2 separate regions of the Homo sapiens genome follow, and region 2 is linked to region 1. The links are chromatin contacts, found by Hi-C or POLR2A ChIA-PET in ENCODE. All regions are on one chromosome and are shown on one strand. Each heading gives the region's core, a stretch centred on a gene start or an enhancer-like site at or near the end of the contact. The rest is flanking DNA. Distances are from core to core; before and after follow the strand shown.

What was found. Hi-C counts contacts between places; a loop is a spot of excess contacts on that map. ChIA-PET counts read pairs that join two places held with the same protein, here RNA polymerase II (POLR2A).
Region 2: a map of ovary shows a loop between it and region 1 (30-fold over the local background). The contact joins two enhancer-like sites. A Hi-C loop is called at or near these places in 1 of 168 maps with a recorded cell type or tissue (ovary). POLR2A ChIA-PET finds 5 or more read pairs at or near these places in 1 of 52 experiments (T-cell).

The regions. Positions count from the first base shown.
Region 1 is chr16:19,842,788-19,846,929 of GRCh38, forward strand. The region is part of intron 8 of IQCK (IQ motif containing K); the gene reads left to right. Among named protein-coding and RNA genes, the nearest start is that of GPRC5B, 40 kb to the right of the region's middle. Within about 2 kb of position 2,349, at least 4 of the 41 ENCODE cell types and tissues checked have a DNase peak (open chromatin) inside an H3K27ac peak, as active enhancers do.
Region 2 is chr16:27,524,160-27,527,947 of GRCh38, forward strand. The region is part of intron 6 of GTF3C1 (general transcription factor IIIC subunit 1); the gene reads right to left. Among named protein-coding and RNA genes, the nearest start is that of GTF3C1, 24 kb to the right of the region's middle. RefSeq lists a silencer at 2,198-2,398. Within about 2 kb of position 2,197, at least 5 of the 41 ENCODE cell types and tissues checked have a DNase peak (open chromatin) inside an H3K27ac peak, as active enhancers do.

The sequences.
Region 1 (4,142 bases), core at 1,099-3,598:
TTACCATCTTTTATTATAAATTATCTCAAATCTTTTAAGGAAGGAAGCAGGATGTAAATACATTCAGGAGGAAAACAGTTGTTTTCCTTGCTTATAACACAGACAGCTTGTGAATCTCAGATGAGATAATGTATGGGGAAGAACATTAAACACTGGGAAGCCTGGCCCGGGGGAGTTGTCATTAGAGCATATCTGACTCTTGCAAAGGTGTAAGTTTTATCAGCTTTGTTGACAAGGAGAATAGGGCTGGCATTTGTTTTAACAGAATTGTTAAAAATAACTTTCTTCTTAACTGATTGTAGAAGTAATACTTGCTCTTTGTAGAAAACTAAACAAAAAAGTGGGTGATTCTGTCTCACCGCCTAGAGATGACCATTATTGAAATGTCATCTTTCTTTTTTTAAAAGTTTTATTGAGATATAATTCATATATCATGCAATTCAAAGTGTACAACTCAATGGCTTTTAGTATATCACAGATACTACAGATGTCACAGAATTTGCAACCATCACTAAATGAATTTTAGCACATTTTCATCACCCCCAGAAGAAACCCTACACCCTTTAGCCATTATCTCCCAAGACTTCCAATCCTCCCAGCCCCAGACAACCACTAATCTACTCTGTCTCTTTATGGATTTGCCTGGTCTGGACAGTTCATATAAATGGAATCATTCAATATGTAATCCTTTGTGACTGACTTCTTTCACTCAGCACAATGTTTGCAAAGTTTATCCATGCTGTAGCATGTGTCAGTACTTTACTCCTTTTTACAGCTTGTATTAGTCAGCTCAGGCTGCCATAATAAAATACCACAGACTTGACAGTTTAAACAACAGACATTTCTTCTCTCATAGTTCTGGAGACTGTAAGTCTGAGATCAAGGAACCAGCATGGTCAGGTTCTAGTGAGGGCTCTCTTCCCGGCTTGCAGACAGCCACCTTCTTGCTGGGTCATCACATGGGAGAGGGAGCTCTCTGGTGTCTCTACTTCTTCTTCTTGTAAGGGTACCAGTTCTACCAGATCAGGTATATACCCTTAACCTTAATCACCTCCTTAAAGGTCCTATCTCCAATACAGTTAGATGGTGGGAGTTAAGGCTTCATCATATGAATTCTGAGGGACATAACTCAGTCTGTAGCATGGCTGAGTAATATTCCATTGTATGAAGGTATCACATCTCACTTATCCATTAATCAATTGATGGGCATTTGAATTGTTTCCACTTTTTGGCTATTATGAATAATGCTGCTATGAATATTCATGTACAAGGTTTTGTGTACTCATATGCTTGCTTTTTTTTTTTTTTTTGAGACAGGGTCTGGCTCTGTCACCCAGGCTGGAGTGCAGTGGCACGACCTCGGCTCACTGCAAGCTCCACCTCCCAGGCTCAAGGGATTCTCCCACTTCAGCCTCCCAAGTAGCTAGGATTACAGGCACCTGCCACCACGCCCGGCTAATTTTTGTATTTTTAGTAGTGACAGGGTTTCACTATGTTGGCCCGGCGGTGTTGAACTCCTGACCTCAGGTGATCCGCCCGCCTTGGCCTCCCAAAGTGCTGGGATTACAGATGTGAGCCACTGTGTCTGGCCGGCCTTGTTGAAGACTTCAGAGTTGAACCCAATTTCAGCTGGGCCACACAGCATCAGGAGGGCTTTATAGGAAAGAAGAGTATGGGGCACATTGGAGATGGGTCGGATGACCCGGTGGCAGTAAGAACAGACAAAAGTGGACAGATTTAGGAGACATTTAAGGGGCAAAAATGACATAGATGAGATCAGTGATCTTTTCTAAAAATGTAGCTTTGTTTGTAGATAAATGTATTTCTCATCGTAGTAAGTGGTTGAAAACGTTCGTGTTTTCTTTTCAGTGGACCGGGGGCTTCCTGTTAGAAAGAACGCCGGTTGAAACTCAAAGGATGTTAATTCCCATCCTCTTTCTTCATGTTTGGTAAAAACAATAACAACAACAACAACAAACACCTTACCAAACATGAAGAAAGGGGATGGGAAGTTTTTTGTTTTGTTTTGTTTTGTTTTTGAGACAGGGTCTTGCTGTGTCCCCCAGATTGTAGCACAGTGGCACAATCTTGGCTCACTGCAACCGCTGCCTGCTGGGCTAAAGTGATCCTCCCACCTCAGCCTCCCTAGTAGCTGGGACTACAGGCACACGTCACCATGCCTGACTAATTTTTGTAGTTTTTGTAGAGGTTTCGCCACATTGCCCAGGCTGGTCTCGAACTCCTGGGCTCAAGAGATCAGCCCGCCTCGGCCTCCCAAAGTGCTGGGATTACAAGTGTGAGCCACCACGCCCTGCCAGTTTAGTTTCTTACTCCTTGGAGTTTCTTGATGTTAGCCCTATCTGCCCTGGGTTCTGAGTCAGCCATCAAGATGAGTGAATCTTGTCTCGCAATCCCTAAGTACAGATTGAAATAATTTCTCAATTGTTTATTAATTTGTTACCCTTGTAGAGGAGCTGTTTAAAAATAAACTGGAGGGTTTGTCTCTGTTGTTCTTAAAGGCAGCATATAATATACAGAGCTTCTGCCAGTCTGAACTGGCTAACAGTTTATACCCTAAACTCATTCAGAATGCCTGGGATATTTCTAAAGGTTCAGTTTGGGCAGCGGCAGCTGAGAATGCAGTGATAAATAAAAAAGTCATAAGACACGGCTGATGGGGTTTGTCTGTGTTCATTCACACCCATGACTCACTCGGCTTTTGAAGACACAGAATTTCGAAGGACAACCAGATGGTGGCTGTTTAAACTGCAGCACTAAAACTCCAATCTTAATGTATTTCAGCTAATTGCAAAATGGAGTTACCCTTGTAAATTGAGATATAGAAAGAAAATACGAATAGATCTATAAATACATATGAATAACACATAAACTAAGGCTTACTCAATGATTTAAAGAAAACCTGCTTAAATATTTGTTTTAAAATATTATATTTTCCAGTTTTTCTGCAGTAACTGCATTACTTGTGTGATAACAAATAATTTTATAGCCGGGCATGGTGGCTCATGCCTGTAATCCCAGCAGTTTGGGAGGCTGAGGCGGGCGGATCACTTGAGCTCAGGAGTTCGAGACCAGCCTAAGCAACATGGTGAAACCCCATCTCTACCAAGGACACAAAAAATTAGCCAGGCGTGGTGGTGCATACCTGTGGTCCCAGTTACTTGGGAGGCTGAGGTGGGGGGGATCACCTGAGCCCAGGAGGCAGAGGCTGCAGTGAGCTGAGATCACATCACTGCACTCCAGCCTGGGCAATAGAGCGAGACCCCATCTCAAAAAATAATAATAATTTTATTGAATATTTATTATGTGCCATACAATATGTACCATTTCGTTTCATCCTTGAATTCTACCAAAAGGAAAGTCTTCCTATCCTCCTTTTATGGATGAGAGAGCTGAGGCTTCCAAGATGTTGAGAGACTTGTTCAGGCCACCCAGTTGGTAAATGGTGGTAGGATTCAAAGCCGGAGCTGCCTTCTCCCAAGTGGTGTGCTCTAAGCAGCTAAGCTGTGCTTGGATGGCTCCATTGCTAGGTTTGATTTGGTGGCTTCCTTCCCCTGTCAATACCTCAGTTTTCACCTATTAAAAACAAGCCTTTTATTGAATCTCTCTTTTTCCAGGAATCAAGACCCTTTACGGGGTCAAACCTTGATAATCCCATGGTTCTGTCTCAATATAACCAATGTTGCCACTCCCACGCCAAATGTTTCCATTTAAAATACTGCCTTCAAGGAGACTTTGCTCTGGATTAACTTTAGTAACTGTTTGGAAGTCAACAACAGAAAGCTGCAATTACTGCTCATTCAAGGCTGTCACGTTCTCCCGGAATGCCTTGTGGCTTCCAAGTTGGCTTAATTTTCCCAAAAATAATGCAACACAGCATCTGGTACTGTCAAGAAATGGAGGTAAATTTACCAGGCTACTGACATTTACGCCCTGAATGTCAACATGTATTTCTTTGTAGAAAGGAATCTTCCACAATTTGTTCTTCTAGTTGGGGGCAGAGGGGCATAGATTTTTTTTTTCTTTTTTTCCTGTATTCTTCGAATTTTCTATAATGTATTGCTCTTCATGGAAAAATAAAATCTCGGTAATATATATAATACACTCCCCTGCCTTTCTAACTT
Region 2 (3,788 bases), core at 947-3,446, 7.7 Mb after region 1:
TCTGTGGTGAAAGGGGAAGGTGAGCCCCTCCGAAATGGGGCAGCTCCCTCTGCCTAGCCAACTGCTAATAAAGGAATAAAGTTCAATGTTTCCTAATTGTATTTTTATAGGGAAGGTGACAGTCAAGACTTTTTAGGTGAAACTTTCTGATTTTTAAATGCCGGCAACAAATTCAATACAAACAAACACTGTGAGCCAAATAAAACACACGGCTAGATTGGGCCTGTGTGTTATCAGCCTGTGGCCCTGCTCTATGTCTACTGTCACCTGTAAGTCTCACAATACCCTGGAAAGTGGGTACTATTACCCCCTAGATAATTCAGATGAGGAAACTGAGGTATACAGAGGTCAAATCACTTGCTGAAGGTCACCTTACCAGACAGTGATGGAACAAGAATTCTAACCCAGGGCTGTCTTACTCCCAAGTCCATTCAGGTGTGAGGTGTTAGTTTCAAGTTAGTTTGGTTAGTTTAAATTTCCAGGGACCTTAGGCTAGGGAGAAGCCTTTCTCTACAGTTGCCTGTCTAGCAAAAAAGGTTCTTTAAGGAACTAAGGTTCCTCCTTAGTTTCTCTTTACTTTAAATATAAATTACTTCTGTCTTTTCCTTAACACCTTTCTTCCAACAGGACAGAAAATAAAAATGATTAACAGCTCCACAGGCCATGAGTATTTAGGTATTCAGGCCATTAGACTTCAAAATCAAATACTGAGGGCTGAGTGCAGTGGCTCACGCCTGTAATCCCAGCACTTTGGGAGGCTGAGGCGGGCAGATCACCTGAGGTCAGGGGTTCAAGACCAGCCTGGCCAACATGGTAAAACCCCATCTCTACTAAAAATACAAAAATTAGCTGGGTGTGGTGGCGCACGCCTGTAATCTCTACTTGGGAGGCTGAGGCAGGAGAATCACTTGAACCCGGGAGGCAGAGGCTGCAGTGAGCCAAGATCATGCAACTGCACTCCAGCCTGGGCAATAGAGAGAAACTCTGTGTCAAAAAAAGAAAAGAAAGAAAAGAAAAGAAAGAAATAAAAGAAAAGAAAAGAAAAGATCAAATACTGAGGAATCACCTAACAGTTAAGTCCCCAGGACACCTCTCAGTTCCGTGAGCCTTTTTTCTTCCTTGCCACAGGACCCAACAATCTTTTCTATTTTCCTCTCTACTTAAAGGCTGATGCTACCACACTTTTCCTCAAGGAGTTCCAGTCATTCAACCAATCACACATTTACTCAGCACTGAGAATGTGTTAAACACTAGGAACTCAAAGATGAGGTTTTGCTCTAGGAAGGTTTCCTAACCTCCCAGCTGTTCCTTCTTTGTTTATATACCTGTGGTATTGTAATTATCTGTGTGATACCATCTCCTCCACAAGACTTTTCTCAGACACAGGGAAGCCAGACAGGTGGCCAGTGCTTCCATTAACTAAGCTAGGAAATAAAGGAAGAGACAAGCTTCCCTAGATGGGCAGTTCACAGTCTCTTGACAAATACGCCTGCCTACCTTCTGCAGGGCACTGAGCCCCGCCCTGGGGGTGCTGTGGGTCTGTCCTCATTCAGCACACACTCTCCTGAGGAGTGTGAATGAAGTCGGTCTCCACAGGCAACTTGCTATGCCCACAAAGTCAAGCACACAGGCTATAAGCAATCTTTTCTTGTACACCTTTTGGGTTTCCTTGGAATTAATAACTGCACTTTTTGCCATTTGCTTGGTTTTCTATGAGCATGTCACTAACTCTAAGGATTCTTTATTTTTCAGTTTCTTCTGCTCCCTACTTTATTTCAGTATCCTATGTTTGTTTCTTATGAGTTTTCCTGAAATATTCAGGGAGGCATTAAAATGCTGCCCAAAGCCCTGTGTTTTGGAAGTGGAGAGGAGGAAGGGAGAAGTTACCATCAGGTGGGCTTCCATGAACAGGGAGCTTGCAGGGGCTATTTTGTTGGGAAAACCCCCAAATTTCAGTATCTGGAGGATTTTTCTCATGGACTGGTCAGTTTCTTCAGAAAAAGAAGTCTCCAGCCTCTGGCCTAGGAAACCGTAAGTCTGGCTGTCAGTGTTGGAAGAGCCAAATGGTTCTAGGAGCCCACGTTCCCCTTTGGGAAGCTACTGGAGGATGCACATCAAACGACAGACTAAAACAAGAGACGGCCAAGCTGGGAGCAGCAGCTGGGAAACTCTCACCTAGCAAGACTGTCACAGAGCCCTCATTTTTGGCACAGTGCCCAGTCTCCAGCTTGGTCTCCTATCTCTGAGCCTAGAAACCCTCCAGCATGCTCTGTAGAGACAATGCCAGACTTCTGTCTCTGCGGGGAAGGGCCTCTTACAGGATTGCAACTTCTCACACAGACCATTAACCAATTCTCTTGTTTCTAGCCCTATCCATACTTACGCTTTCAAAGGCACCCAGTATCCCCAAGTTTTAGTTGATTTCAAGTTCTGAGGTGTCAGTTTTTGGCTATCGCCCTTCACAGGCACTTAGCTTTCCCAGTCTGGTCAGTCAGTCGCCATTTGCCCATCTACCTTTGAGCACCCAAATGTCATCACCAGCTCTCCCTTTTGTCATTTCCTGTCCTGTATTCTTTGTAGTTGAGGGTTTACTCCTCTTATATCCCTTTTCATCACTATGGTGAAGTTTGGGTGGAGTGCATATAAATGCATATATTCCAACTATCACCTTTTACTGAGAACTCTGACCTGCAGCTTTTAAAATGATTCTGGTTAATCAGGAGGAGTAAAAAGGATGGGACAAAAATCAAGAATAGATAAAAATAACTGGACTTGGTGGCTCACGCCTATAATCCCAGCACTTTGGGAGGCCAAGGCAGGAGATCACTTGAGCCCAGGAGTTCAAGACCAGCCTGGGCATGATAGCAAGACTTCGTCTCTACTGAAAATAAAAAGAAATTAGCCCAGCATGGTAGGGTTTGCCTGTAGCCTCAGCTACTCATGAGGCTGAGGCAAGAGGATTAGCTTGAGCCTGGGAGATCAAGGCTGTGGTGAGCCATGGTTGTGCCACTGCACTCCAGCCTGGGAAATAGAGCGAGACCCTGTCTAGGAAAAAAATATAACAGAGGCTGGAATGCAATGGCGTGATCTCAGCTCACTGCAACCTCTGCCTCCCAGGTTCAAGCGATTCTCCTGCCTCAGCCTCCTGAGTAGCTGGGATTACAGGCGTGTGCCACCACACCTGGCTAATTTTTTGCACTTTTAGTAGAAATGGGGTTTCACCATGTTAGCCAGGCTGGTCTCCAACTCCAGACCTCAAGTGATCTGCCCACCTGAGCCTCCCAAAGTGCAGGGATTACAGGCGTGAGCCACCGTGCCCAGACTAAGGAAGGTTTTTAAAGTTTCATAGTATGCTCCTTAAGTTAACTTTCTTAGAAGGCTCAGATCCTACCTCTGCTGAGTACTGATTGTTTAACCTTCTGTAAGTTACTCAGCATCTCTTCACTTTAATTTTCTTACATATAAAATGGTGACAATGCCACCAACCTTACAGGGCTAGATAACGAGATCATGCAATACAGAGTAGGCACTTCACAAAGGCAGGCTAAAGAATGATAAGTGGCTGGCAGTGGTAGCCCACGCCTGTAATCCCAGCACTTTGCAGGGCTGAGGCGGGTGGATCACTTGAGTCCAGGAGTTTGAGACCAGACTGGGCAACATAGCGAGACTTTCTCGCTACAAAAAAATACAAAAATTAGTCGGGTGTGGTGAGGCTGAGGCGGGAGGATCGTTTGAGCCCAGGAAGTGGAGATTTCAGTGAGCTGAGATGATGCCACTGCACACCAGCC